Linked DNA regions of Mus musculus: all the other regions are linked to region 5. A link is a loop called in an ENCODE intact Hi-C map of the cell type or tissue named here. Cell type or tissue: left cerebral cortex. All regions are shown on one strand. Region 1 overlaps Kcnk12 (potassium channel, subfamily K, member 12). Region 2 overlaps Msh2 (mutS homolog 2). Region 3 has its middle 26 kb from the start of Msh6. Region 4 overlaps Msh2 (mutS homolog 2). Region 5 holds the start of Kcnk12 (potassium channel, subfamily K, member 12). Region 6 overlaps Msh2 (mutS homolog 2). Region 7 has its middle 77 kb from the start of Gm41649.

Region 1 (4,000 bases), 51 kb before region 5:
GGGCAGAAGTGGTGCTCCTTCACAGCTCCAAACTCTGCCATTTCAATGAAGCCTTGGGCATCTGGACGTCCCTCTGCAGAGGACGAGTCTGGGAGGTTCTGTCCCTTGGCCTGAGGACCATTCAGAGAGTGTTCCTTTCATTCTATGACTCCTCTGGGTTCTGGCAGCTCCCTCCCTCCTGCCTCCTCTACCTCCGGTGTAGAATTCAATGCAGTAAACAGCCCACCTGGTTATTTGAGGACCACACATGACTTAGAACATGATCTCAAACACTATGTGGTGGGCATGGGAGCTTAAGTGGCCTGACATTTGTAATATGGCTGCTTTGGGTTTCTGGTGCTGCAGACCCTTTGGGAGTAGACGGCAGAGTCCCTAATCAAAGAAGAGGTGGAGGGGGGGGAGGGCTCTGCTCTGCACCTCTAGGCTCTTTAGAAAGGGGAAGAATTGAGCTGGTCAATGGTAGTTAAGAGGACAACAGTAACAAAGTCTTCTCCAAGAGGAGACAGCTGGTCTCCGTTAGTTATAGAAAGCCTCCCTGCGTGTGCATTAAGCTTGTGAATGAAGAGAAGGTTGAGGGCTCACATCAGAGAACACGCTGAAGCAGAGCAAGTCTCTCAGTCAGAGAGCCCCTCCCTGCAGGTCCCCCTGGGCTTCTGCAAGTAGAACTTATGGAGTGGACTAGCCGCGGGCTGAGAAAGGCCAGCTAAGCCCCTCACCATTTGCAATTTTCAAGTATGTGTGGGGGTGAGGGTGGGGGTGGGGTATGCTGCCGCCGCGGTGGGTGCTGTGTTTCCTCTAATTGCATAATACTACACCATTCCCTGTGTGTAGTGGCTGTTCTATATATATACACAGGGAGGCAACATATGGCTCACCCTACCCCCACCTGTCAAAACTGTGACTATATCACTTCTGACGACCAGAAGCAAGCTGCTAGGCCGAGCCAGTATTCTAAAGGCTGAGGAGGTAATTCAGAGCCATGAAAGGCGGCACCATATGCTTTGGGGTTGCCAGCTGCTTATGTGCATGGGGAAGGGTTTCGTGCCTGTCTGCGAAAGCCAGGATGCACTCACTCTCTTCGCTGCAGTATGCACTGGCGCGGAGCGGGGAATTTGGGGTGCCACTTTTTCTCCTTCTGGAGGGGAAATTTGTTGGGGGCCACGATTCTCCAAGAGGGGACTCAAAAAAAAAAATCAGTCTCATCTAAAACTTGCCCTTGATAACGTCAGGCCTGGCCCAATAGTATTTCTTTAGAAAACATGTTTGTTTTGGTGGTTGTTTTTTTGGTTTCGTTTTTATTGGATAAAGATTAAGAAAGCGCCATCTCGGAGAGAAGTGAAGCAAACCCGCCCGGCGGCGCGCAGCCCCGGCCCGGTCCGCGACGCTGGGGGCGGGCGGCCGCTCTACCTGGAGGCGCTGGTCTCTGCCAGCCGGTTGTTCATGATGCCCAGCGCGCCCACGCCGCCCGAGAAGCCGTTCTGTCGCGTGTTGACGCACACGCTGCGCGGGTAGCCGTTGGCCGTCTCGGACAGCTGCTTCTGCAGCAGCGCCAGCGACACCTTGTTGGACGCCGTGAGGTCGCGCATAGAGATGAGCTCGCCCGACAGGCGGCGGCCCTCGGCATCGCTGTCGCGAGTCGCGGGGTCGGCACCCAGCGCGGCCAGGCGACGGCGCAGCCGGGAGCCCGGGGTGATGGCGTTGCGCCGGGCTAGGGGCGCGCCGGGAGCCGGGCAGCAGCGCGTGCAGCAGCGGCAGCTCAGCTTGCGCAGCATCCAGTTGAGCACCTGCTTGATGAGGATGGAGATGACGTTGAAGAGCGAGTAGATGCAGCACACGCCGAGCAGGATGAAGAGGAAGTTGCCCAGGCGGTAGAGCCCCTGGTTCCGGTAGGCGGCGTGTTGGCTGCTCACCAGGTCCCCGAAGCCGATGGTGCTGAAGGTGACGAAGCAGAAGTAGAGCGAGTCCACGTAGTCCCAGCCTTCCACGCTGGTGTACATGGCCGAGGCGCAACAGGCCAGCAGCACGGCGAACAGGCCCAGGATGAGCAGCACGTGGTACACCGAGGGCTTCCAGCCCGCCAGGCTGTCGGCCTCCGACAGCGCCGAGCCGCGGCGGAAGGTGGCGGGCAGCAGGCCACTGCGGCGCAGCTGGCGCTCCCGGCAGGCGCGCATGATGAAGGCCAGCAGCGAGATGATGCGCTCTAGAAAGAGGTTGAAGAACAAGATGGTCCCCGCGCAGCCGAACAGTCCGTAGGCGATGAGGAAGGCCTTCCCGCCCACTGTGGCTGGTGTTGTCATGCCGAAACCTGCGGAGATAACAGCCAGGGTTAGAGAGGGCTGGTGGTCGCATGTGGTGTGGCAGGCGAATGCAGATGCGGAATTAACTCATTTGCTGACCGACTTAAGTCAGGTGGGGGCGGGACAGTACTTAGACGGTTCCCTCTTTTGGTGGCTCTTGATCATGATGAATTCCAACAAGATGGAGTTCTGCCCTATGCCTTAGGGGTATTTAAACTACTCAGGTAGAGCGGATATGCACTGGACGAGACCAATAGGATGCACTGAGCAGCACCAGGTGCGCAGATGCAAACCTCTGAGCTGCCCACAAACCAGTGAATGACACCTGTTCCCCTAACTGAATTTCCTCTGGACTCTGTCGGCAGACAGGCTTGTTGGGCTGGGCTTCCAACATCTTGTAATTAGGATTGTTTACTCTGAGCCCAGTGAGAGAGAATTGCCTGTTAGCTCTGGTTCACTTACGAAGCCCACACAAGGATCATTTGGGGACCAGTTCCCCTCCTGCCTTTAGAGTGCAAACCTGGACATCTGTCACTGGACTTCAGGTCCCCCTCCAGGACCACCATGTTTGGTCTAGCTGGGCCCTGTGGTGCCAGTATGTGGTTAGAGTTTTGTCCTGGAAGGTCTCTCCCATGCTCGGAAAGCTGCTTAGTGCTTTGAATCCTTTAATAAGGAGGTAACCTGTCCACTTGTTGAAAGCCAGGCCCTGAAGGGTTTGTTAATGGACTCCCACAGAAAGCAGGCTGCCACGGGGTGCGGGTGGGGAGAAAGCTATCGTGACTTTCTTAGTGCTTAGAGTCTGAGCTGTCTGAGCATCATTAGACATCTCCGCATCCACGGGAGCAGACCTTCAGAGGCACACCACTCCCTTCACACCCAACAGAAAAGGACAACCCGTGCACGCTGCTGTGCAGCAGGCCCAGCTCTAGGAAGAAGTCAAGGATACTTTGTCCCATTTGGCTTATTATCTCCTTAACTATTCCAGAGAGCATACACCTACCACTTGAAGAGCACATTCCTTAGGCTTAGATGCTAATCACGTTCTTGATTCCCTGGAGGAAGTGCCCAAGTTGCCTGTTCATCTTATGCTTACTGACTGGAGTTCAGGGAAAATCGTATGATATTGCTCATTGAGAAAGATGGTTTATTCTTTGCGTTCCACATTTGGCCACAAAAGAATTTTAAAAGAAGCAAGTAACAGTGACATAACAAAGAAAATGTTAGTGGTTTGCCCAGAAATTTGTAAGAAGGACTTTACAATACTCTAAAGCCAAACTCAAGTCCCTGGGCTCAGGAAGAAATCGACACTGTTTGTGGATTGGAGTATGTGGGGGGGGGGGGGGGTTAGAGAGCAGGCATGATGATGAACGCTTGTAATCCCAGCATTTAGGAGGTAGAGGCAGGAGGACTAGAAGTTCAAAATCATCTTTGGCTACATAGTAAGATGGAAGCCAGCCTAGGATATAGGAGACCCTGTCTCACAAAGCAAACAAATTTAGAAAGTCCTAGACTGGAGGCTGGAGAAGCACATACTGCTTTTGCAGCAATTCCTATCTGAGTACCTGTAGTCCCTAAATGGGGGAGCAGCCCCTCCTTCTAAGCTGCAGCCTATGGCTGCTGTAAGATGCCCCCATCGGAGCTTCTACCATGGTGGCACCTGTTAAAATGGAGGCTCCTGTAAAATGGCAGCACCATGACACCTC
Region 2 (4,000 bases), 73 kb before region 5:
ATAGCAACCAAGGACTTTGGGATTCTCAGAATTGCTTGCCCATTTATGATAAAAATGTGTGTTAAACATCTAATAGCATATCTAGAGGAAAATTACAGAAAGAGTCCATTGCTTACGCTGGAGATGACCCATTGCTGCTTTCCCAGAGGCCCCGGGCTGGGCTCCCAGCCTCCCACACTGGGTGGATCTTGACCATCTGTAAACCCAGCTCCAGGAGATCCGACCCTGTCTCCTGGCATATAAGGGTGTCCACGGACATATGTCATACCCACATGAGTACGTTGTAATGACTTTGGGACACGTGTGTTTTTCAGCAAGGTGAGAAAATTATTCTGGAGTTCCTGTCGAAGGTCAAGCAGGTGCCCTTTACTGCCATGTCGGAGGAGAGCATCTCCGCGAAGCTGAAGCAACTGAAAGCCGAGGTGGTCGCAAAGAACAACAGCTTCGTAAACGAGATCATTTCACGGATAAAGGCTCCGGCTCCGTGAGGGGACAGTGGGTGGGCGTGCACGGGGGAGCTCACCTTTACTGTGTGCTGTTCTGGGTAGTGCTCCCCACTGGAACCTGGCCTAGCAGCATCCGGAAGTGTTTAGTGATGCTTGAAAACATTACCGTCTGTAGCTGGGTGCTGTTTAAATGGGGACGGGCAACTGTGAGCACTATGCTGAATTTTATAAATAAAATCATGTAGTTTGTACATTGGGGGTACCTTGTATTTCTTTTCTAAGAAAATAGGTAATAGATAAGGAACCAGTGAGGAAAGGGCCAGAGCCGAGGAAGCAAGTGAGAGCTACAGGAACCACCTCACCGTGAGGGGTGGGTAGAGTCGGGTCTGCTGAGGGAGTACAGAGGGTGCTTGCACACCAGTGGGAATGTAAACATTCAACCCTCACACAGTGAAAACTTGTGCTTCCTATCCCAGGAAGATAGAGAAGAGAGAGAAACATCCCAACAGAATGGACATACAAACAGCAAACAGTTTCACGTTGCATCGTAGCCAAAAGGTGGGAGCAGCCCCAGCATCCTAACTGGATGAGAGTGTGTTAGTGTGCTCTGGATGTATAATGTAGTCTATTTGTGTTAAAAGAAACCAAGCAACATGGGTAAGATTGGGCGAGTCTTGAAAACGTGCTGAGAGAAAGACAGCAGCCACAGAAGTCCACACATGGTAGCTGCATGATGAGTCGTGGGTAAGCTGGGGTTGGTGTTGGGTTTGGTGTTAGTGAGATGGAAGATCAGTCCTGGGTACACACACCTGTGAGTGAGCACACCAAAACCGCTGAGTTGTGGACACGCATGATCGTTGCATGTGAACTGGATCAGTAAAGGTCACTTCAATAAGAGCAAACAGCTATAAACACAGAAGGGTCTTAGGGCTGGGCAGAGGTAAGCAGACCTCTGAACGTAGTGAGTCCCAGGGCAGCCACGGATTCAAAGTCAGGCTTCCCCAGTTTTCTAGTTAGCAGACACAGAAGCCCATGCCAAGCCACTCACTGCCTGCTCCATCCTCCTCCAGACCTGACCACGCCTGCAAGTGGCAGTGCCCACTGTTGGTCAGGATAGGAGGGAGTGTTCCTGGTGGGTACAAGCTGAGTAAAACTGACATTCTAAACCATTCTGCTATCCCAGGGGCACATTGGAATGTCCATGGCAGCTGGAAGACAGAAAGGAGCTACAGCTCCACCAAGCGATGCTAACAGACCTTCAAACAGGAAGCGGAGGAATCAGTTTCCCCCACTTACATGAAATTTGAGTCCCAGACAAGGGCCTAGGATCCCTGGACTCTGGAGTTACACACAGCTAGGAGCCACTATGTGGGTGCTGGAAATCGAACCCCAGTCCTCTGGAAATTAGGCACTAAACAGCTCTCTCCAGACGAGTGTGGAATTTAAGTGGAGTGTAAAACTGTTCCCAGCAGGGTGCAACTAAAAAAATGACTAAACCAGGAGAGTCCTGGTAGGGCAGGTTTTTTCCCAGGGTCTCCCGACAGTGAGTTCCCAAGTGGCTTTGCAGGTCTTTTGTTGAAAGCTCCTGTTAGGATGGGCAGTTTTGTTTCGTACATAAACGTTTCGGTGTGAAGATAATTGGAGATCAACCTAACCTTTAAAGTTCTGTTTACTGTGATCCTTTTCTTTGCTAGCGTCTCTTTTAGGAGTGCCAAAGACTTGTGAAGAAGGCCAACTCAAATAAAGGGTCTTTCTGTGACAAGCCAGGCCAGTCTGGAGCTGTCGATCCCCCTGCCGCAGCCTTCACTGCGGTGCCACCGCCAGCTGCAGGGGGATTATTTGCTTGCTTACTCGTTTATTATTTCTTGCTACACAGGGTTCACTGTGCAACCCTGACTGGCCTTGAACTCATGAGATCCACCTGCCTCTGCCTCTTCCAGTGCTGGGATTAAGAGCGTTCACCACCTCTCCTGGCTCAGCCAGGGATCTTTACATAATTCAAAAGCAGTTTTTAAAGTGAGCTGAAATATTTCCATCCCTTGGACGGCTGTGAAGGGGTGGTTTTAGACTGCTGCACAAAAGCACGTTGGAGATGGAAATCAGCTACGGTGGGTTGAGTTGTTAGGGCCACCGAGTCGGAGACAACACGCAGTCTCGGAAGCTCGACGACTTCCATACTCTAAAGGAAGCTGGGGATTTAGTTCTGAGACATTTTTGAAAGATGGTTAGGATCCTGGGAACTGGCGTTGTCGCCGCTTCCCACCCCCCAAACCCCAGGCCCTTCCTTTTGGAACCTAAAGCAACCTAGTTTCTGGCCTGTCACAGTTGGTCTGGACAGATGGTTCAGTGGTTAAGAGCATTTGCTGTTCTTCCAGAGAACCTCAGTTCAGTTCCCCACACCTGCATGGAGGGTCAATACTGCCTGTAGTTCCAGTTCCAGGGGTCCTAGGCCTCTGGCCTCTGACTTTCTAGTGTACTGCACTCAAATGTATGCATACATACAAACACGCATACTTAAAAAGCAATGTCATTAAGAAGACAGTTCATACAGATTTTTTAGCTCTAATTTTATGGGGTTGGTTTTATTCACAGTTGAAATATTAATTAGCCAGTATTACCAGAATAAAACGAGTATGTTAGTAACAGATTACAAACTCAACCCAGTGTTAACATGGAATCTGTTAGAAATGTAAAATGGTTTTACATTTAACAGTTAAAAAAAAAAAATCCATCTATAGCATGGCAGTGGTGTGGTGCATGCCTTTAATCCCAGCACTCGGGAAGCAGAGTCAGGCAGGTCTACAAAGTAAGTTCAGGGTTATAGAGAGAAACTGCCTTGAAACACCCGCCACCTCCCCCACGATGTATCTACGATGCAATTTTGTAATTGATTGTATTTTTCCTTAAAAATTTTGTTGGTGGGGTTTAAAGGTTCTAATGAAACAGTGGGAAAAGGTGTGTGCCTGTGTGTGTGTGTGTGTGTGTGTGTGTGTGTGTGTGTGTGTGCGTGCGTGTATTTAGATATACTAAGTTTCCAGCTGTACCGGCTTAGCTGGCCGGTGACTAGGGTAGGTATATTTAAAGAATAGCTTGTTCCCCTCAGAGTCTCAACGTTCCACATACCAAGCACATCCTGTGAGACTTCTTGAGTATTAAATACATCTTCTATCCTTGGTCTTTCTGCATTTAGCTTTTTTGGGGAAGTGTGTTTTTACCCTCAGCATATGGTATGAGCTGCTGATTCAGTACTGAATGGCTCTTAAAAGCTTGTTAGTTACATTCTGTTGATTAAAATGGTGTGCAGAATAGTCAGGAAAAGCTAGCCCCTGCTCCGAAATAAACATGGTTAATTAGCTTGTGGAGGAGAACGAACGAGGGAAGAGACTTTTACACAGATTTTTGTATGTTTGGGTTAAGGAGAAAGGGTGTGGTCAGGCAAGAGGACAGAAATGCCCAGAATGGCAGATTGCTCGTGTGAAGATGGGGATGCAGCCCAGTGTGAGAGAATAGCTCCTGCCACATGTCCCCTCTGTGCCCACACTGCTTTATTTTAT
Region 3 (4,000 bases), 150 kb after region 5:
AGCCCCGACCACAGCAATTCTTATAAGGACAACATTTAATTAGAGCCGGCTTACAGTTTCAGAGGTTCAGTCCATTATCATTGTGGCATGATGCAGGCAGGTGTGGAAGCAGTATACTGAGCCACATCCTGATGTGAAGGCAGAGAGAGAGAGAGAGACCAGGGCTGGCTTGGGTTTTTGAAACCTCAAAACAAAAAACAAAAAAAAAAAACAAAACAAAACAAAACAAAAAAACCAACTCCAGTGACATACTTCCTCCAACAAGGCCACACCTACTAACCCTTCTAATCCTTTCAAATAGTAACCCTCCCTGGTGACTAAGTGTTACCGACTGAATTGATCAACACATGAACCTACAAGGGTTATTCTTATTCAAACTACCACACAGTGCTATCACTTACAAAACTATGTTGGGGGACCCAGAGACAGAGAGAGCTTTTATTGGGAGAGAAAGGGGGAACCTGGAAGCAGACAGAAAGGAGAGTTGCTGTGTGGAGTCTACACCCTCCACAGTATACATCTTTTCTTTTCCACAAGAATATCCTGAGAGGACAGCTGACCTTTGTTGCCCAAGCCACTCTAGTTCCTTAAACAAACACATCATTTATTTCCCTTCGAGTTAAACATTATTCTACTTCTAATTAAAGAACAACACTCCAACACGCTCAGCCCATTTTCTGGTCTTATTGAAGACCATTAGATATATATTAGGTTCTGTAAATCTAGCGAAAACTTACTGATGAGTACATTTTTTACAGTTTGCGATTGGAGCTTCAGGAGCTTGGGCTCTGGCAGCCCCAGAAGGCTAGGATGGATCCTCCATCCATCATATCAATTAAAGGAACATGGTAGAGAAAACAGACAAAAGAGGTTTATCGTCTTTGTTTTCCTTTCGTTTCTCTCTCTCTCTCTCTCTCTCTCTCTCTCTCTCTCTCTCTCTGCAGAGTGTTACTATGTAGCTCTGGTTGGCCTAGAATTCACTATCTAGATCAAGCTGTCTTCAAAGTTACAAAATATCAACCTGCCTCTACCTCTCAAGTGGTAGGATCAAGAGTGTACCACCATGCGAGACTTTTTTTCAATGTGGCCACATTAGGAGACAAAGAAACAGCCCAAGAAAAAGAACAGTGACCCACACATCCATATACAACATACACACAAAGAGTGAATGTGTATGAAGGGATGTCAGAGGACAACTTGGAGGAATCACCTCCTTCCACCATGTGGGTCATCTGGCTGATGGTAAATGCCCCTACCAGCAAATCATTTAGGTTTAAACAGAGGATGGATTCTGGCAAGGGTCAAGGTGCAGCAGTGCGCAGACCTGGCTGGCCTAGAATCTGCTATCTAGATCAGTCTGGCTTCAAACTCACAAAAAATGGATCTACCAAGGTCAGGAGTCTTGATCGAGGTGTGGCCCTGCCTGCCACCCTTTCAGTCTGAGTTCTGCAAAAGTGGTCAGAAGGTCTTATCTGAGGGGACAGGTCAGTTCTCGGGTGATGGCTACCCCCGCGTCCTCTGGAGGAGGGGTCTGCGCACTGAGCTTCTACTTCTCCTGGGAGCCAGGATGACTGCAGGTTTCGGAGCAACTTCAGTGTCCTCTGCGAAAGTAAAGGGGATGGAGACACACGCAGAGATGGCGTCCTGCCTTCAGTCACCTGTGGGCTCACACGAGAAGTCAGGACAAAAGCGGCTTCTCGGGGGCTGTTTCAAAACCGACACAAGGCAATACTGAACACAGCATTCAGCTTGTTCCCACTGACGAGGCCCGTCAGACCTGCCTAGGCCTCATGAGCAGCTGGAGGCCAGAGAGAAAAGCATGACCTATGATGGTTATCTCAGTGAGGACTTGATGAGATTTACTCAGACTGAAGGCCGCAACTTGAGGGTTTGGAGGCCAGAAGTTTGAAATTGTAGGTTATAAACATTGCTATTTGTTTTTAGTTTATTGTAGCTAGGTATGATTGTATACACCTTTAACCCCAGCCCTTGGGAGGCAGAGGCAGACAGACCTCTGTGACTTTAAAGTCAGCCTGGCCTATAGAATGGGCTCTACGTCAGCCAAGGCTACATAGTGAGAACCTGTCTTAAAAACAAAACAAAAACAAACAACCTAAACAAATATGTATTTTTTATTTTATTTTGTATGCATGTGTGTATAACAGAAGTGAGGGGAGATAGAGAATTCAGATGTAACTGTGTCCCTGAGGTTTATTTGACAGCCTTACTTCTATACCCCGAGTTTGATCTCACATTTCTCTCTGGGACCAGGAAAATATAGGGGTGCTGGCTATTTCAGTAGGATGGGGTCCCAGGAGCCCAAACTGAAAGAGCCAAGTGGAGCTTTAGACGAACCGAGTCTCTGGGTTCACGGCCTGGCGAAGGCTGACCCCTGGTGGCTGCACGGAGCCTTGCAGCTGCAGCCTGCTTAACCTGGCTAGGGCTCTTGCAGACCAAGAGTGGTTGTGAGGAAGGAAGCCAGTAAATGAGGCGGGTTTCGAGCCACATGGTGCTTTTCCAAAGTCTCGGCTAGACAACAAGAGGCAAACATCGTAAACTCATATCACTAGCCTTAGGTAATTCAGGAGCAGTAAGGATGCAAGCCTGGTCCTTGGTCCTGTGAAGGCTCGATGCCCCAGTGTAGGGGAATGCCAGGGCCAGGAAGCGGGAGTGGGTGGGTTGGTGAGCAGGGGGTAAGGGATAGGGAGTTTTTGGAGGGGGAAACCAAGAAAGGGGATGATATGTGAAATGTAAATAAACTGGGCAGTGGTGGCGCACGCCTTTAATCCCAGCACTCGGGAGGCAGAGGCAGGCGGATTTCTGAGTTTGAGGACAGCCTGGTCTACAGAGTGAGTTCCAGGACAGCCAGGGCTACACAGAGAAACCCTGTCTAGAAACAAACAAACAAACAGGAAGGAAGGAAGAATCTAATTTTTAAAAAAGTGAATGTTCTAAACAGTATGAAAAACAAACAACAACAACACTGAAAGCCTGGGAAAGAGTGGGTGAGTTGGTTGGTCAGGTTGGTTTGGTTTGGAACTGCCTGCTTGTTTCTTGAGGCTATGTGTCTCTGTGTAACCATGGAAACCTCCAACTTAAAACTTTGCTGAGGTCTTCCGGTCTCAGGCGCTGCGGGAGCCGCGGGTTACCGTGCAGACGTGGCCAAGTCTAAGAACCACGGCACACACAACCAGTCCCGCAACTGGCACAGAAATGACATCAAGAAACCCCGGTCGCAAAGATACGAATCTCTTGAGGGGGTTGACCCCAAGTTCCTGAGGAACATGCGCATTGCCAAGAAGCACAACAGAAAGGCCTGGAGAAGATGCAGGCCAACAATGCAAAGGCAGTGAGTGCGCGCGCAGAGGCCAACAAGGCCCTCGTGAAGCCTCAGGCCATCAAGCCCAAGATGCCAAAGGGCCCCAGCCGCAAACTCAGCCATCGCCAGGGCTTTCATCGCTCACCCCAAGCTTGGGAAGCAGATTCGAAGCTACATGGCCAAGGGTCGTAAGCGCTGCCAACCAAAGCCCAAGGTTCAAACCAAGGCACAGGCCAACGCTCCAGCTAAGACCCAGGCTTCAGCTCCAGCCCAGGCCCCCAAAGGTGCCCAGGCCCCTGTGAAGGCCCCAGAGAAAAGGCTTCTGCCAGTGTGAAGACAGATGGACTGCTGTGACACACCTACCCACACACTATTTGCAAATGACCAGTGTCCTATGCTGCTTTTACAAATAAACTCAGGCAAGATCTGTTTAAAAACAACAACAAACAAAACAAAACAAAACAAAACAAAACCTTTGCTGAGGATGGTCTTGACCGATCCTCTGCCCAACCCCACCCCACCCTACCCCCAGTGCTGGGACTATACAAGTATGTCCCTCCATGCTCCGCTGTAGACTGAGGGATCTGGCATGCCTGTTATTCTGCGTCCATATATGACAGCCTTTCTCTTTAGGCATGGGGCAGGACACCTGGGATATGAGATGCACTCAGATCAGACAGC
Region 4 (4,000 bases), 110 kb before region 5:
ATGCATGGCAGTTAATCCCAGCACTCGGGAGGCAGAGGCAGGTGGATTTCTGAGTTCAAGGCCAGCCTGGTCTACAGAGTGAGTTCCAGGACATCCAGGGCTATACAGAGAAACCCTGTCTCGAAAAACCAAAAAAGAAAAAAAAAAAGGAATGACTATGACTAGAAAATTTTAAATATAACCTCATAGCCTTATATTTAAATACTGTTATTTTAATTTATGTATGTGTGTAGGGGTAGTATGCTGCCCTTAGTGGATAGAGACATGGGATTCCTCTAGAGCTAGAGTTACAAGTGGATGAAAGCCACCTTACATAGGAGCTGAGAAGTGAACTTGGGTTCTCTGGAAGAGCTCTTATGTGCTGAACTGTTTCTCCACCCCGATAATCATACTTATGTGGATTGTATGTAGAGTATATGTGGAAGGGGATCGTGTTTACATGAACTTGATATGCAAGCCTGTAATCCTAGCTGTTAGAGCTTGGATCAGGAGTTCACGGCTATCTTTGTAAATGTTGCAAACTTGAGGCGAGCCTGGGTGGTTGAGACTGTGTTTCTATGAAGAGGAGGAAAAAAGTCGTCACATGAAAGAACCTGACTACTGTCACTTCTGTAGGGATATATAGCATAGTCTTGCCTGTCCCACCTTTGCTGTGCACCACCAGTTCCAGGAATCTCTCATAAATTATTTAATGTTTTTGAGAGAGAATTTAATGTTTTGTTAAATAAGTATAAATATGTCTACAGTGAACGATTGTTATTGGAGGTTAGCAAGTAATAAAACTGAAAGTGTGTTTACCTTTAAAAAAAGATTCATTTATTTATTTTATGTATATATTTATGAGTACACTGTAGCTGTCTTCAGACATACCAGAAGAGGGCATTTGTACCATTACAAATGATTGTGAGCTACCACGTGGTTGCTGGGAATTGAACTCACAACCTTTGGAAGAGCAGTCAGTGCTCTTAACTGCTGAGCCATCTCTCCAGCCCCTGCTTTTTTTTTTTTTTTTTTTTTTTTTTAAATGAGAACATAAAACAGTGTGGGCAGGGCAGGAGATGGAGGCAGTCTCAGATATATATTGAGTTGGAATACATCCTTGGCTAAATGAAACTACCTCAAAAAGGCAAATAGAAACCTAGTAAGAGTGAATAAAAATCCTAGGGCTTAGAAAACTTTCTTCCTTCCTGGAAATGTAAAGAAGCTGGTAGAGATTTGGTTTATTTATTTATTTATTTTTTGTTTTTTGTTTTTTTTGTTTTTTTTTTTTTTTTGAGACAGGGTTTCTCTGTGTACCCTGGCTGTCCTGGAACTCACTCTGTAGACCAGGCTGGCTTCAAACTTAGAGATCCGCTTTGAGATTTTCTTACTCTTCATCAGCAACAGGGCATGGTCCTGGTGCTGACTTCTGACAGTATAGATTAGTTTATCTTTTTCTGTTTGTTTTTTTATATAAATGAATAATAGGACTATTTTTCTGTCTTTCCTATTTTGCTTTTGGAGACAGGTTTCTACTTATTCATGCATACTATTGAAATAAATATGTTGTAGCTTATTTATAAATGAAAGTAAAAATGAATGAGCAGTATTTTAGAAGGTATAAAAAGACAACCCTTGCCTGTGTTGGCGGTGGTGGCACACGCCTTTAATCCCAGCAGTCAGGCAGGCAGGCAGATCTCTGTGAGTTCAAGGCCAGCCTTGTCTACATGTCCCAGGATAGCCAAGGTTACACAGAGAAACTCTTGTCTCAAAAAATCAACAGAAAACCAACAGGCAGTCTCCATGGGGACCGATTCTAGCTCTCCAACACTTGTCTATTTGAGATGTCAACCATCTTCCCTCTGGGTCTCCCACTTGTAAGCAACTGGGTTTTTCCATGTTTTTGAGACGGGGAATGACCGTATTCTTGTCTGGCCTGGAACTCAGACTGTAGTCTAGATTGGCTTTGAAGTCACAGATCCCCGTACCTTTGCCTCTCAGTTGCTGGAAATAAAGGCTTGCGCCACCACTCGTGGTGGGCTTCACTTTGATTATACACGTATGATATATATATTATCATGTGAGCATGTGATGGTCATGAGGGTGCTCCATCTTGTTCGTGAGCCCAGGACACTTGTGGGGAGCTCTTTTTGCCTGCTGTGTCTAGGGCTCAGACTCAGATCACAAGCCTTGGGGGACAGGTGCTTTAGCTACTGAGTTGTCACCAGCATGAGAGGCTGCCCTTTGCATTGTACACTTGTGTAGACTTGCTATGCATCCCAGGCTGGCCGCACCCTTGACTTGCCTGTGTTGGCCTTTCACTCATGGACTAGAATTCCAGGCATGGGCCTCCATGCCCAGCTGATCTTCTTGTACTTTTGTTTGCATTTCTGGTATCTCGTCTTATGATTGAAGAATGAGTTATTTAAATTTTTATTTTTAGGTTGCAGTTTCATCACTATCTGCAGTAATCAAGTTTTTAGAACTCTTATCAGACGATTCAAATTTTGGGCAGTTTGAACTGGCCACTTTTGACTTCAGCCAGTACATGAAGTTGGACATGGCAGCAGTTAGAGCCCTCAACCTTTTCCAGGTAAAAGAGACAACATGGGTTAAAAACTGAATAATTAAAAAAAAAAAAAATTCCTTTTGCGAGTAATGCTTTGTTTAAGGGATTTGTAGTTTATAACATTATTGGAGCTAGAATAGATAGTTCTTAACTATTGTATTTATTTTTTCTAGCCTCAAGTAATATATGTCGACGTGTCCTAGGTTTTTGAATAATTTTGTGTGATGATAGCAGTGCTTTAAAGTTCTATTTTAGTTTGGTTAAACACTGCAGTAACTGGGAGCAGAGACTGGGAGGACAGAGGGGAGGGAACTTTGGTTAGGATGAGAAAAATGGTGTCATTGAGGGCAAAGTATGCCTCTGTAAGTATAGATTAACAGGTTGAAATTTGGTCTTAGCTTAGAAACATTTGTGTGGGGGCTGGAGAGATGGCTCAGCGGGTAAGAGCACCAGGTCCTGAGTTCAAATCCCAGCAACCACATGGTGGGCTCACAACCATCCGTAATGAGATCTGACGCCCTCTTGTGGAGTTTCTGAAGACAGCTACAGTGTACTTACATTAATCAATCAATCAATCAATCAATCTTAAAAAAAAAAGAAACATTTTTGTGAACAGTTCTCAGTTTATTTTTGGAGAATAATACTCATTCTTTTTGCCCAAAGCGTATTTCATGTCCTATTAGTCTTTGCTGATGTGTGTGTGTGTACGTATGTATTTATTTCTGTGTTCTAGGGTTCTGTTGAAGACACCACTGGCTCTCAGTCTCTGGCCGCATTATTGAATAAATGCAAAACTGCTCAAGGACAAAGATTGGTTAACCAGTGGATCAAGCAGCCGCTCATGGATAGGAACAGGATAGAGGAGAGGTACGGCCTGGAGTGTGTGCTTTCACTGCCTCTGAGCAGCGTGTGCTTAACTGTGTGGGAATGCCACTTACTCTGATACATACTCAGTTTCACACTCATTTTAGTTTTTCTTTTGTTTTGTTTTGGAGTCCTGGTTGACTCTGAACTCAATATTTAGTTGCGGATGAGAAAAGAAATTACTATGTGCATGGTGTGTTTTTGTGTGTATGCCCTCTGTGTGTGTGTAGAGACAGACATACAGACAGGCAGGCAGGCAGGCAGGCAGACGCATGAGCACGTACAGGTGTTGGCTGTACATTCGTGGCATCCCTTCTTCCAGCTTCATGTAGGCTCCGGGGGTCAAACTCAGCAAATAGACAGGTTTCTCAGCGAGCATCTCTGTCCTCTGAGCCTTTCTCTCGCCTAACTTTGAACTTCTGATCCTTTTGCCTCTACCTCCCGGGCCCTGGGCCACCATCCGCAGTTTATGTGGTACTGGGAGGTTGAAGCAGTCCTGGAAACTCTCGTTCAGGATGCTGTGCTGAGCTCTGTCCCTAGCCCAGTTTCTTTTCTTTTTTTCTTTTTTAAAATTTATTTATTTATTTT
Region 5 (4,000 bases):
GAGAGAGAGAGAGAGAGAGAGAGAGAGCTCCCTCTGTGCATATCCTGAACAAAGCTGCTACCTCTGTCCAGCTACCAGGCAGCAGCAGGCAGGTGGTGGGTAGTCCGTGCCTCATGCTCTGAACTGGCACAAGGAAATGTGTTCACAAAGTTTCTCAGCTCACAGCCCAGAAAGTACAGCCCCCTTTCTCCTAAATTGCATCAGTAGAAGAGGATCTCTTGGGACGACTTGTGTGACCAGCAGGCGCTTCTCCAACCCTGAGACTCCGAAAAGGAGTAGGTGAGGCACAAGCAAGTCTTATCAAAATCTGTTTCCTCTGCATTCTGTACACCTAAATAGATGGGGGAAGTGGCTGTTTTACATGATGCCAAACTCGGGGGAAAGGAAGTGGGCGGACAGAGTGGTGGCTGGAGGAGACTTCAATCTAGCTGAAAAAAAAAAAAGCAGAGGTAGGTGTGTGTGTGTGTGTGTGTGTGTGTGTGTGTGTGTGTGTGTGAAGAGTCTGCACATTTTCCCCGGAGGTTACGAAAATGTAAGCTGTTTATATCAAAGTATAATGTAAAGGCGACTATCCCCTGGCTGTTGTTTGGCACCACTACTGGTTGGAAAAGGGGAAACAAAGACAAGAGGTCAAGAATTTGGAGAAGTTAGGGGTGTGTGAAGGGGGAAACCAAGGGGGAATGGTGTAAAACAGTTAAGCGGAAGGACTGGCTTTTGAATAACGGATTTTACTTTGAGGGGGTGGGGGAGTGTCAACAGAAGAGGAGGAAATTAAAACGCTGAGAATGGATGCAGAAATGGCTTTTATAATCATTCCTGAGGATAGTAAGGGCTGGGTTGGGTAGGAAATAGCAGCCCTTGACATACATTCTCACATACGCTCTTACAGAGGACAATACTAAGGCGCAGAGGCTGAACAAGGAGCCTTCAAAGTGTTTGGCTCTTGATTGACACACAGTCAATGAGTGTTAGCCGATTGGAAAGAGCTAGAGATGGTCCATTCGGGCAAACCCCTCGCTCCGAATGCAGGAAAGAAAAGTAGGAGGACGAGAGAGGACAGAGAGTGAGACAAAAGTAGGAAAATCAATACGGAAAGGAGGATCCCGCGGACGCCAGCCCGGTCCCCGATCCGTGGAAAGGGCAGCGAGTGACAGGCGCGCAGAGGAAAGACGCGCGGGGTGCGCCGCTCACCTATGGTCGACACCACGGTGCCCACGAAGTAGAAGGCTCCAGGGAAGTCCCAGCGCGGGCGCAGCGCGTCGGCGCGGACCCCGGCGGCCAGCGCGGCCTCGTAGTGCCGGAGGAAGGCGCGCAGCTCGGGCTCCGCCACGCCGTGCGCAGCGCTGAAGTTGCGCAGCGTGGCGCCCCAGCGCGCCCGCGCCTCCGCCTCGCCCGGGCTTTCGAGCGCAGAGAACACGGTGGCACCCGCCACCAGGTAGAGGCCGATGAGCGCCGCCAGCAGCACGAAGCGGCCGGTGTCCTCGTTGAGGTGCGAGCGGCGGCAACAGCAGCAGCAGCAGGAGGGGCGCGGCAGGCGGCGGCGGCAGCGGCGGGGCGGGGGCCGGGGGCTGCGGGAGGACATGGTCCGCAGCTCAGCCCCGGGGCTGGGGCGGCGCTCGGAGCCGAGGCCGTGACATCCCCGCCGTAGGAGCAGGAGCGTGAGGATGGTGGCCAGAGGTCAGGGGCCGCAGCGGAGCCCCCCTGCAGTCTTCCCGGAACCGGGACGGCAGGGCGATCCGCCTCCTGCCGGGCGTTCAGGCCGCGCACCGGTCGTCCGGCCCAGCGGACACCGGGGCTGGAGCGCTACTCTCCGCGCCCCGACGCCTTACAGCCTCTCGCGGCTCCTCACTTGCTGCCCTCGGGCTCCTGCCTCCGAAGCTAGGCCAGCGCCCCCGGTGGCTAGAGTCCATGGGGCTCCGGGCCGCATACTCCACTCTGGACAGGCCGCGGGCTGCGAGCAGGGTGAACCGTAGAGTCCGGACGCCTAGGATCGGAGCACGGTGGCAGGGCACAGAGGGAGTCCTCTGGAGCGTTCCATGAGGCTGCTGGGGATCGGTTTCGCCTAGGCGCAGGCTGTGCGAGCAGTCCTGTTCCTCCCCTATAATTGAGCTGGCGGCGTCGGCTTCCGAGCCTCAGAGCCCAGCCTTGTCCTCCGGGGAAGCGCTCCCTTCCTTTCCCTGCTACCGCTGAAGAGCTACCCGACACGGAGAGGCGGAGTCATCCGAGCCCGGGGCGGAGTGTTGGGGAGGGATGAGTGAGGAAGGGAGGAATGGGTGGAGAGTTGGGCTGCTGCGAAGCCTCCAGGTCGTTCTGGCCGCAACAGTGCGTCCCACCAGAGCAGGTGTCCCACTGCCGTTCTGGATGCCAGCTCGCTAAAAAACCTCGTCCTTCTTTCCCCGCGCTTGGGCTCCGAAATGTCTTCCTTTCTCAAGCCACTGGGAAACTTTGTTCAACTTGGTGCTTTGAGGTCTCAGGGACTGGGGGCCCTCGGGAGCCGAACCCGACTTTCGATTCTCGGGCTCTAGCCTGAAATTTAAGTTCCCTTTGCTCACGCTTTTGTTCCTGGGTCCAACCGCAGCTCCAGGACTCCGGCGGAGTCATCTGGGTGAAAAGATACGGTTTGGGAACCGAGGACAGGCAGCCTCTATGAGCTCCGGGCGCGGCGGGAACCAGGGCGTCTGCTCCCCCTCCCGACCGAGCGACCGGCCGGCGTCAGCACCGCGGACAGCGCATCGGTGCCGCAGCCTGCGGGTGGGAGGCTCCAGACAGTGCACCCCCCCCCCCTCCACCGTAGGCGAGGTTGCTCACCCGGCACCGGGGTGTTCCCAAGACCCTCCTTGCATTTCCTTCTATCCCCAGAGTGTCCCCTACCCTACCCCGACGCAGGTGCGGTCGCCAAAACAGCGTGTCGCCAGGGTGCGGACGCTGCGGAATAGAGACAGGAGGAGGAGTCACGCGCAGGTGGGGAACTCTGGGCCACCAGAGCAGGAGGATCACAGGCCGGGTGCTGCTGTGGCTTCTATGCTATCCCAGCTCACCAGTCCTAGGGACGAGAGCCTGGATACACCCCGGGTGCGGTGGAGGGCCAGGAGGGTAGAAGCTCGCTAGGAGGAACAGTGGTGTGCTTTGGAACACCCTAGGAAAGTGTCCTCCACCCTACCTCGGAGAGGAAAGATAGCGGATGATGCCCGCAGCCGCTGGTCCTTCTCTGCCTGGCAGAAACCAGTTTGGCTGGGGTCATAAAGTTGTGTAGTAAGGAACACCCTAGGTATAAACAGATAATCCCACCATATCCCGCTAGCTCTCCCCTCCTTTTTTATTTTTTTGGTCCCCTTCCCTTTTTCATTGGCCTCAGGGAAGATCCTGCTAGTGATATAGATAACGGGGTGGGGTGGAGTGGGGGCGGAGAGTGGTTTCTTAGACAATCCAGGTGACTGAGACCACGCTGGAAAAATCCAGAGCTGCCTCACCTGGGTCCCCTCCCCAGGCCAAGGCCAAGCTGGCTAGCTTCTACTGCAGGAAAATGCCAAGCTAAGATTTATTCAGAGAGGTGCTTGTAGTGTGGTGGACTCACTATGGACCACTCACAGAACACTTCACAGCTGTGAACCTGCGATTCTCCCACCCATGTATGGAGGCACAGGCTGGCACTGGAAGCTGTAGCATGCATGCTGAGCAGCACCCGACTCGGGATGCAGATAATGAATGACTAGGCAGGAATAACCGATGTTTGCATCTTAGAGACACTGCTCCGGAATATGGGTGGAGGGGACTGTGCTCCTCTTGGTATGCGCAGATGGAAAGAAACCCGTTCCACCATGGCCTCCAGGCTTGGATGGCAAGTGGTTTACTTGTGGTTTAAGGAAGAAAACAGCTTGTCCACTGAGAGAGCCCTGAGTGCTCTGATGCACTGTGTAGCACACGGTGGGAGCTTTATCCAATTGCCAACTATCATCATTGCAACGCGCTGTTATGGTCAACTGTTCCTGTCCCCAGCCTT
Region 6 (4,000 bases), 110 kb before region 5:
GGGAGGGGCAGCCATGTCTTACTCCATCTGGGTGCTGCAGATCTGGATGTCATTCCCATTTGTCCTGAACTAGTGCTTTTGGCCATTGAGTCGTCCATCTTCCCAGTCTCCCCCTTAGCTTCCTTGGATTGAATGCAAGTTTCTACAACACTAATTTTAGTTTGTATAGTTATTAAATATCTAACATGTAAAGCATTTTGAGTTGGAATTAGACATCAACAACTCTTAGAGCTATTAAAACATACCCCGTAGGGGCTTGGCAGTAGATTGCTTATATGGCTGATAAGCGATGAGACCCAGTATCTCAAAATAGCTCTGTCAGTGTTACGGGAAAATTTGCTTTCTTTTCCAGACAAATTTAAATTCAGCTTCATGATGACAGAACACAAATTGAGTTTTGTTGTGACAATAATTTATTTTGTGTAATGTGCGGAAGCAGGAGGGCAGCTTTGGGGAGTTGGTTCTCTCCTTCTATCCTGTGGGTCACAGAACTCCGAAATCAGGTAGCCATGCTTGACAGCAAGCCCCTTACCCACTGAGCCATGTTGTGGGCCCGAGGCACCAAGGTAACTGAGGGCTAAGGAGTTTAAGCACTTGGTACACAGGCCTGGACTGAAGTTGGGGTGCTCATAGTTCCAGGTGGAGACGGGATCTTTGAAGCTCCAACCTGGCTAGCAAGACTCATCACATCAGTGAGCTCTAGTTTCAACTAGGAGACCTTGTGGGTTCGGGATCCAGAGAAAAGCTCCGCAGTTTTTAGAGCACTTCCAGAGGTCCTGAGTTCAACTCCCTCTGGTGGATCTGAAGACAGCAGCAGTAGACTGACATACATAAAATAAATACATCTTTAAAACAGAGAGGGAGAGAGACCTTCCCTCGAGACTGCCGTGGGGAAGAGCAGTCTGGAAGCTTCCTGACAGCAGCCTTCACTTGGATGTGCATCCGCTCGCATCTGAGCGTGTGGACACACGCTCATACAAACACGTGGGAAAGATGATACTTTACAAAGGGTTCTTATTTTCTCAAAGGACCTTTGTAGAAACACTCCTCCTCTCGGTTGGTTAGATGTGCCAACCGGTGGTACAAGCTCATCACTGAGCCTGGGACCCCAGTGATCTTAGAACCCATGCAGTGGAAGGGCTGACTCCTGCAGGGCTCCTGGTCTGCACACACAGCATGGCTCATATACAAAAGAGACAGAATGAAAACCTGATTCCTCCACTCTGTGACTACGAATTTCTGCTCCTCGTGCCTCAGTTTCCCCATCACATAAATGTGTAGCATCTGCTTGTTTCCTTTTTATATCATTTTGTCTGGTTTCAGCAGGAATTAGGGATGTGCTCTGACTGGGCCGCTCTAAGCAGTAAGGCCTCAGCACACAGCAGCTGTTTGGGGCTTTCTGCTTTCATGTATCTCCCACTGTACAGTAGCAGATAGATAGCCTTTTGTTTCCTAGTAAGTCACCTAGTACACGATTAATTACTCATTATTTACTCATCTACTCACTGATTGATCGATTGACACAGTGTCCTATGAAGCCCTCCCTGGGTGGCCTGGAATTCTGTATAAGCAAGGCTGGTCTCAAGCTCACGAAGACCTGCCCTGCTGAGGTAAAAGCACTGCACAACTGTGCCCAGCTTGTGTGATTTATTTATTTATTTATTTATTTATTTATTTATTTTTAATTCTCCCTTTCTGTGATTTAGCACATTTAAGTGTTCATGTTTGCCCTATTCCCTCAGCACAGATCTGGTCATGAGAGGCGGCAGAGTTTGAGGCCGGCCTGGTTTACATAGGAAGTTCTAAGATAGCAAGTACTGTGTAGAGAGACTCTTTCTCAAAAAGTAAGACTGACTGACTGACGACTGACTGACTGACTGACTGACTGACTGACTAGAAAAAACAAGTCCTAGTCTGAATCGCTTTTGGTATGAGTGCATCTTCCTCTCTCGGCTCCCGGTTCTAAAAGCCTGCACTTCTTCATCCTCTGCTTACACATCTGCTTCTGACCCTGACCGCAGGGCTGGGCTGACAGGTGCTAAGGTGCCTGTTTGTTGATAGATGTAGCCAGCGAGCGCGCACACCACACACACACACACACACACACACACACACACACACACACGCAGCCTGAGCTTATAAACTTTAAGAAGACATCTTGTTTTATGTTCCGTGTTCCCGGTTTCCTTCTGTGGGTCCTCCCATCCCCATTATTTTTAAAGAGCTCAGCACAGTTCTTTAGTGTGCGGAATTTACCGTGCTTTAAAAAGTATATTAGCATCCATTATTTTGAGATGTTACAGATAATTTGTCCTCCTGTGATGTTTTCGGTTTTGACTCATTCTAAGCTTGCTTTTTAGTCCAGAGAACAGCAAGAGTCAGGTGTGTTCACAGACAGCAGGGGGCAGCAGCAGCTTGGAAAGGGAGGGCATTTGCATTGGTTACAGTTTTTCTCTGTAAGATACTTGCCAGCTTATTGGGAGGTTCTAGCTGGGTAATGGAGTTAGCTGCACAGAGGTCCTCAACAAAAGCAGTTTTCCTATCTTTGGGAAGGTGACTGCGTGGCTTTAGTTGACCCCATGGAGCGGGGTGATGCCTGTCCAGCCAGATCACCCTCACATCTAGAAACAGGGATTTTCATGTCTATCTCAAATGTTCCAGGGTAAAATATAAAATAACGATGTTCTACATTGGACACGTTTCCAGCAGATTAAGATAACTCACGCAGACATACAGATTATTTTATGTCTAACTTATCTGTTCGGACTTTGTAAACTACTTTGAAAAGTTATTATTTTATGTGTATTTTCATGTCTATCTGTGCCTGAAACTGGTGTTACAGACCCCTAACCCTAACCCTGACCCTGACCCTGACCCTAAACCAAACCCTAACCCTGCTTGTCAGCCCCTGTGAGGGTACTGGGAATTGGACCCTTACCCTCTGGAAGAGCAGCCAGTGCTCTTAACTACTGAGCATCTCACCAGCCACATGCAAATGGAATTTTGATAGAGAGTGCATTGAGTCTTTTTGGTTGCTTAATGTAGCCATTTTCACAGTATTCTGCCAATCTATGGGCGTGGGGTGTCTTCAGTTTGTTTATCTCTCCAGGCCTGACACTTCATGCTTCAGTTAATTTAAGAAGTTCACAATTCCTTGGGTGATCTTTGACATCCAAGACCCTTACTGAGCAAGCATGAGAGATGCTGAGAAGGCTCAGAGATGGCTCAACACTTAAAAGAGCACTGGGTGCTCTTCCACAGGACCTGGGTTTGATTCCCAGCACCAGCATGGTTCATAGCCATCTGTAAATCAGGCCCAGGGGATCTGACACTGTCTTCTGGCCTCCTTGGGTACCAAACATGTCAGTGATGCCAGACAGACAGACAGGCAAAGCACCTGTGCACTTAAGGCTTTAAAATGTGAAGAAAGAGAAATTACTGATGCTGTATATAGTGGCTGATACCCATAATTCCCAAACTTAGTATGCTGAGGCAGGAGGATTGCCATAAATTCTGAGCTACATAAATTTTGGGCTACAGAATGAGACCTTGTTTCAAAAGCCAGAACAAACAAGAAGAAAAGAAAACAAAAGAAAGTCAGAGAAACAGCCAGCTTCTAGGATTTGAGAGGCTGGGGAGCCTCACTGTATCAGCCAGTGATGCGTTTAAGGCTAGCAGGGGTTAGACATGTTGAAGTCATGAAGTGAGGTGAAGTGATTAGTCACAGTGCTAGAAAATAAGGGGAGAGTGGTAGAGCTGAGGCCTGCTAGTGTGTGTTCTCTCTCCTTAAAATTAAAAGACAAAACCAAGTTGCCTTAGCCTGCAGAGTTCCAGACAGGGCATCCAGTACTCTGTAATTGGAGTTATAGATAGTTGTGAGCTGGCATGTGGTGCTGATATGGAACCCAGGCCCTCTGGAAGAGCAGTCAGCCCTCTTAACCTCTGTCTGAAGCCCTTTCCGCAGCTGTGTATCTAGTGTTTGTAACTTTGTTTCATTTTG
Region 7 (4,000 bases), 80 kb after region 5:
AGGGCAAGTATAATACAATGAGCTATTTTGAGAGACCATGAAGAGAGATTACATTCACCTAGCACCCTGTTTACAGTATATTTATCGTGGGCGCGCTCTGTCAGACACATGAGTGCTATTTATCTTTCTATTTGTTGTCAGAAGATCCAGTAGCTTCATTGGCAGCAATCTGTCAGGTAGTCACACTGTCCTTGCCCTTGTGGTCCGACACACATTCTTTTATTCTTCTCTTATCACTAACAGTAACCCTTAGATCATACATCACATACAGTGGAGGGCGGGGGTGGCTGGGTGTAGGAGAGGGAACATATTTCCAGAGACAGCCAGACATATGTTTATGGAATTCCTGTAAGAAGTCGGAGTGAAGAGTTTTGAGAAACCAAAACTGGGAAGCTGAAATCAATGGAGAGGCAAGGTGCAAGGTGAGTAGATAGAGCTGGTCACCTGGGGTAGAGCAGGACCCTGGGGACAGAGCAGGTCACCAGGGCTGGAGGGTGCTACTGTAGGGCTGGCTGCTGCTGACTCACGGTTAGAGGCGGAGCTTCGGAGCTGAGTCTGGCTGCAGAGGAGACAGGCAACAGTGGGGACTGAGCTGAACTGGAAGTCCCTGGTACAGTGGAGAGTTCTCTACTATTTTGTCCCCTGATACACAGAGGATGGTCACCTAACAGACTGTGAGTTGGGGGGAGGGGTATTGTAAGACAGAATTCCTCTTCAGATAAAGGAGCTCTGCCTCAGGACATCCCTGAGCCCGGTGTGTCCAGAGTGCGATTTTAACACACTCACATGCTCCTACAATCCCAGTTCACCTTGACAAGTGTACAGGGTGACACCCTTTCCACACTCAGGGATAAAACCTCCATCAGTCTGTCCTTCAACACTGGTGATGCCACATGCCCGCCAAGGTAGAGCCAACCTTCTCCAAAATGAACTCTCTCAGGGCGAGGCACAGCCCGAAGACCATGGGAGAATCATGCGGGGCAGGTGCGGTCTGCACTCAACAGTATTGTTACAGTGACCCTAGTTCCTGATCAATCTGTGTTGAATTCATTATTGTTTATATATTTAGTGTTTGATTCTTGAGAGAGGGTCTTGCTATGTAGCCCAGGCTCACTACCTAGGACTCACTATGTAGTCCAGGATGTCCTGGAACTCAGGGTAACCCTCTTTGCTTTGCGTTCAGGGTGCTGACATTACACCTTCCTGTGCCTAACTTAAACATTAAACTTTATCATAGGTATGTATTTTTTTTAAAAAACCACAACATATGTACTATCTGTGACATATGTAGTGTCTGAATCCCCGAGGATGAGGGGACTTGTTCCTGTCCATCTCATCTGTGGAATGGTGGGAGGAGCGCCTCCCAGATGATGGAGAGAACTCAAAGCTCAGGAGCTGGATGGCAGTCCTGGTGTAAAACAAGGGCGTCCACCCTCGACGCGACTGCCGGTTGCCTGGGGGAAATACTTGAAAAGAAAAAGTCTGCTTTTTTGGGGCCTGCCTGGGCTTTTGTTAATAAATTTCCAGTAGGGCGCTTCCGCCACTTGCCTTTTTTTAGAGACGTGAAGAAAGGAGAATTGAAAACATTTCCTATGTTGAAATGAAAGGCACTATTTAATCTTGTCACCATCTGCCTTCGCTCCAGGCTGAGAGCCTGCAGGCCTGGCTGCCTGTTTCCTAGCGACAGGACAGACACACCTTCCCCATTAGAGACACAGCAACTGTAGACAATGCCCTTGCTCCCCCGGGACCTGGAGTGTGGCCTGGCTGGCCCTGGACACTTTCCTTCAAGCAAAGAAACCACTCTAGCTTCCTTCTCGCGGGTCACACAGCAGCAGGCCTAGCCTTTAATTAACTCGAGAAGTTCCTGTGTAGTCTTCAGAACCCAGGTTCTCTCTTCCGCTGACGCTTCACTTCTGGGAGATCCACAATGGTGTGTTCTCGGGGCGCATTCTTTCTAGAAGCTCTGAGGGAGGCTCTGAGCTGTGCGGCCTGGGTCTTAACTCCCACTGGCTCCGGCGCTCTCTGACGCCCCCTGGCTTGCAGACAGGGGGCGCCAACTCTCCATCCTCAGGCAGCTTTTCCTTCCTGTGACTGTGTCTTTCCTGTCCCTTCTGGGGACATTCGCGTAGATTTAGGGCACAACCTAATCTGTGTTGTGTGTTCATCACAACAGTCTTATTTAATTACATCGACAGAGTCCTTGATTCTAAATAAGATCACATCCTGAGGTTCCTGGTGCCATAGCCTTTGGGAAGCCAGAAACTAACCCATGGCAGAGGCCTGTCATGTCACCTGCAGCTCTTTTTTTTTTGTGGGAGAAAGGGTCTGATAAGTAAATGAGAAAGGGCATGACCATTCTAGGTATTGTTGTAGAGAGGTTCTTATGGTAGATATGAGGAAGAAGGACCAAGAGAAGACCCAAGAGAGCAAAGATGGCCAAGAGCGGAAGAACCAAGAAAGCACGGCCTAAATGGCAGGTTTATGTAGAAAGGAGAAGCTAGAGGAAGGGTAGTTTAGGGAAGGGGAGGGGAGGGGAGGGGAGGGGAGGGGAGGGGAGGGGAGGGGAGAGTTTAGGGCAGAGAGTAGGGGTAGGGAATGGAGGATGGGGTTGGGGTGGTGAGAAATGCAGAGATACCAGGACTCTAACAGGAGCTTGGTGAGAACAGAGAGCGCCTGGAAGCCTGGGTTGTTAAATAGACACCGCTGTTAGCCATTTGTCCTGAGTTTTGGGGGGAGGAGCTGACAATAAGCTGCTTATTAGGTGGCTTTACCTCTTGACCCATAACTAATGTGTGCATATATTTAAAGCCAAGCTTGGGAGGGCAGGACACTGCCTGTAAATGTAGCCCTAACCCTCACGGCAGGAATCCAGACTGGTCATTGCCTCGAGCAGTGGTTCTCAGCCTTCCTAATGCTGCAACCCTTTAACACAGTTCCTCACGTTGCAGTGCCTCCAACCATAAAGTTATTTTCATTACTACTTCATAACTGTAATTTTGCCACTACTGTGATCATGATCTGACATGCAGGGTATCTGATGTGTGACCCTGTGAAAGGGTCATCTTCTGACGATCTGCCAGCTGAGGGTCAGCCACCCCGTCTAGCTCTGCTATGCCATGGGGGATAAGAACCTGCATAGCTCGAACAGCAGGGCTCCCCTTGGACCCTTCTGCCTTTGTAGCAGCATGGTGATCAGCTGCGTGCCTCACGGGTGATTCAGGCCCACCTGGGAATAGAGACCATGAAAGCTCCTGACCCCTGGCAGGGACCCTCCCTCTGTATAGTGTCCATGTGTTTGTTTTTTAGGATGGTGGGAATTGAACCCACAGTCTCCTGCTTATAAAGCAAATGCTGTCCAGCTGAGCTGTACCCCAGCCCCTCTCCCTCTTGGTCTTCTTGTCTGGATACAAAGCAACCACCTACAGCAGCTGAAACAGACTGAAAGCCTCCAGTCCCCAACTGTCCTCACCAGTGGCTGAAACCTGACCTTCTAAAATCTACTCCTTTTGGCTCAGTACATCAACAGGCTGGGTAGGGTGCAGGCTCTGTATGCTTGACAGCTTATATTTTGTTCCCAGTACCTAAGGTAAATCAAATGCAAAAACAAAAAGAAACCTTCAGGACTATTGTAGGCATTTTTTGACTAGGGATTACAGCCTCATTCAGAAGGAACAAAGGATGTTTTATGGAAATTTCTCCTCCCACGTGGTCTCCCAAGTACTCAGACCTCCCTTGAAGCCACTGCTGTGATGGTATCTCAGCCGTCTGCAGCCTTCGTGTTCTCAGAGACACACATGCACTCATGCACACACACATAATTGGAAGGCAGCCTGCCGGGGTTTGTAGTCTGTGTTTGGGGGGTCCTTCTGCTTCAGTGGTAGAGGGCCTGCTCCAGCAGAGGCTCCATTGACCTGTGAGCATTGCCCAATTCCAAGACACACAGGCTGTTTTGGATTACTGCCAATGAGGCAGCCGAGGGTAACTTTGAATGCACACC

What was found. Peaks named below come from ENCODE experiments on the same cell type or tissue, not always from the same donor. Only the 100,000 strongest peaks of a DNase experiment are listed, where the experiment ranks them.
Region 1: a loop joins it to region 5, with 5 times the contacts of the local background. A loop is called at or near these places in 5 of 42 quality-filtered maps.
Region 2: a loop joins it to region 5, with 5 times the contacts of the local background. A loop is called at or near these places in 3 of 42 quality-filtered maps.
Region 3: it touches region 5 in a loop (2.4-fold over the local background); 4 of 42 quality-filtered maps call a loop at or near these places.
Region 4: a loop joins it to region 5, with 2.5 times the contacts of the local background. A loop is called at or near these places in 4 of 42 quality-filtered maps.
Region 6: it touches region 5 in a loop (2.1-fold over the local background); 2 of 42 quality-filtered maps call a loop at or near these places.
Region 7: it touches region 5 in a loop (2.6-fold over the local background); 3 of 42 quality-filtered maps call a loop at or near these places.

The regions. Positions count from the first base shown.
Region 1 is chr17:87,744,537-87,748,536 of GRCm38, forward strand. It overlaps Kcnk12 (potassium channel, subfamily K, member 12), which reads right to left. Exons shown (of 2, transcript NM_199251.1): 2 at 1,285-2,305. The coding sequence ends at 1,404. Among named protein-coding and RNA genes, the nearest start is that of Kcnk12, 51 kb to the right of the region's middle. In left cerebral cortex, CTCF peaks have their summits at 1,889 and 2,095; DNase peaks (open chromatin) are centred at 950, 1,506 and 1,895; H3K4me3 peaks cover 1,379 bases; H3K27ac peaks cover 1,842 bases.
Region 2 is chr17:87,723,017-87,727,016 of GRCm38, forward strand. It overlaps Msh2 (mutS homolog 2), which reads left to right. Exons shown (of 16, transcript NM_008628.3): 16 at 315-697. The coding sequence ends at 488. Among named protein-coding and RNA genes, the nearest start is that of Msh2, 52 kb to the left of the region's middle. In left cerebral cortex, no CTCF peak of the experiment used is centred here; DNase peaks (open chromatin) are centred at 2,477 and 3,766; H3K27ac peaks cover 963 bases.
Region 3 is chr17:87,946,769-87,950,768 of GRCm38, forward strand. No RefSeq gene overlaps it. Among named protein-coding and RNA genes, the nearest start is that of Msh6, 26 kb to the right of the region's middle. In left cerebral cortex, a CTCF peak has its summit at 2,405 (motif pointing left); a DNase peak (open chromatin) is centred at 2,400.
Region 4 is chr17:87,683,015-87,687,014 of GRCm38, forward strand. It overlaps Msh2 (mutS homolog 2), which reads left to right. Exons shown (of 16, transcript NM_008628.3): 5 at 2,423-2,572; 6 at 3,282-3,415. Among named protein-coding and RNA genes, the nearest start is that of Msh2, 12 kb to the left of the region's middle. In left cerebral cortex, no CTCF peak of the experiment used is centred here; no DNase peak of the experiment used is centred here.
Region 5 is chr17:87,795,873-87,799,872 of GRCm38, forward strand. Kcnk12 (potassium channel, subfamily K, member 12) reads right to left here and starts at 2,122. Exons shown (of 2, transcript NM_199251.1): 1 at 1,192-2,122. The coding sequence starts at 1,582. In left cerebral cortex, a CTCF peak has its summit at 1,912; DNase peaks (open chromatin) are centred at 322, 777, 885, 1,254 and 4 more places; H3K4me3 peaks cover 3,666 bases; H3K27ac peaks cover 2,463 bases.
Region 6 is chr17:87,689,722-87,693,721 of GRCm38, forward strand. All of the region lies in intron 7 of Msh2 (mutS homolog 2), which reads left to right. Among named protein-coding and RNA genes, the nearest start is that of Msh2, 19 kb to the left of the region's middle. In left cerebral cortex, a CTCF peak has its summit at 2,399 (motif pointing right); a DNase peak (open chromatin) is centred at 2,410.
Region 7 is chr17:87,875,956-87,879,955 of GRCm38, forward strand. No RefSeq gene overlaps it. Among named protein-coding and RNA genes, the nearest start is that of Gm41649, 77 kb to the left of the region's middle. In left cerebral cortex, a CTCF peak has its summit at 2,055; DNase peaks (open chromatin) are centred at 321, 505, 1,642, 1,946 and 1 more place; H3K27ac peaks cover 307 bases.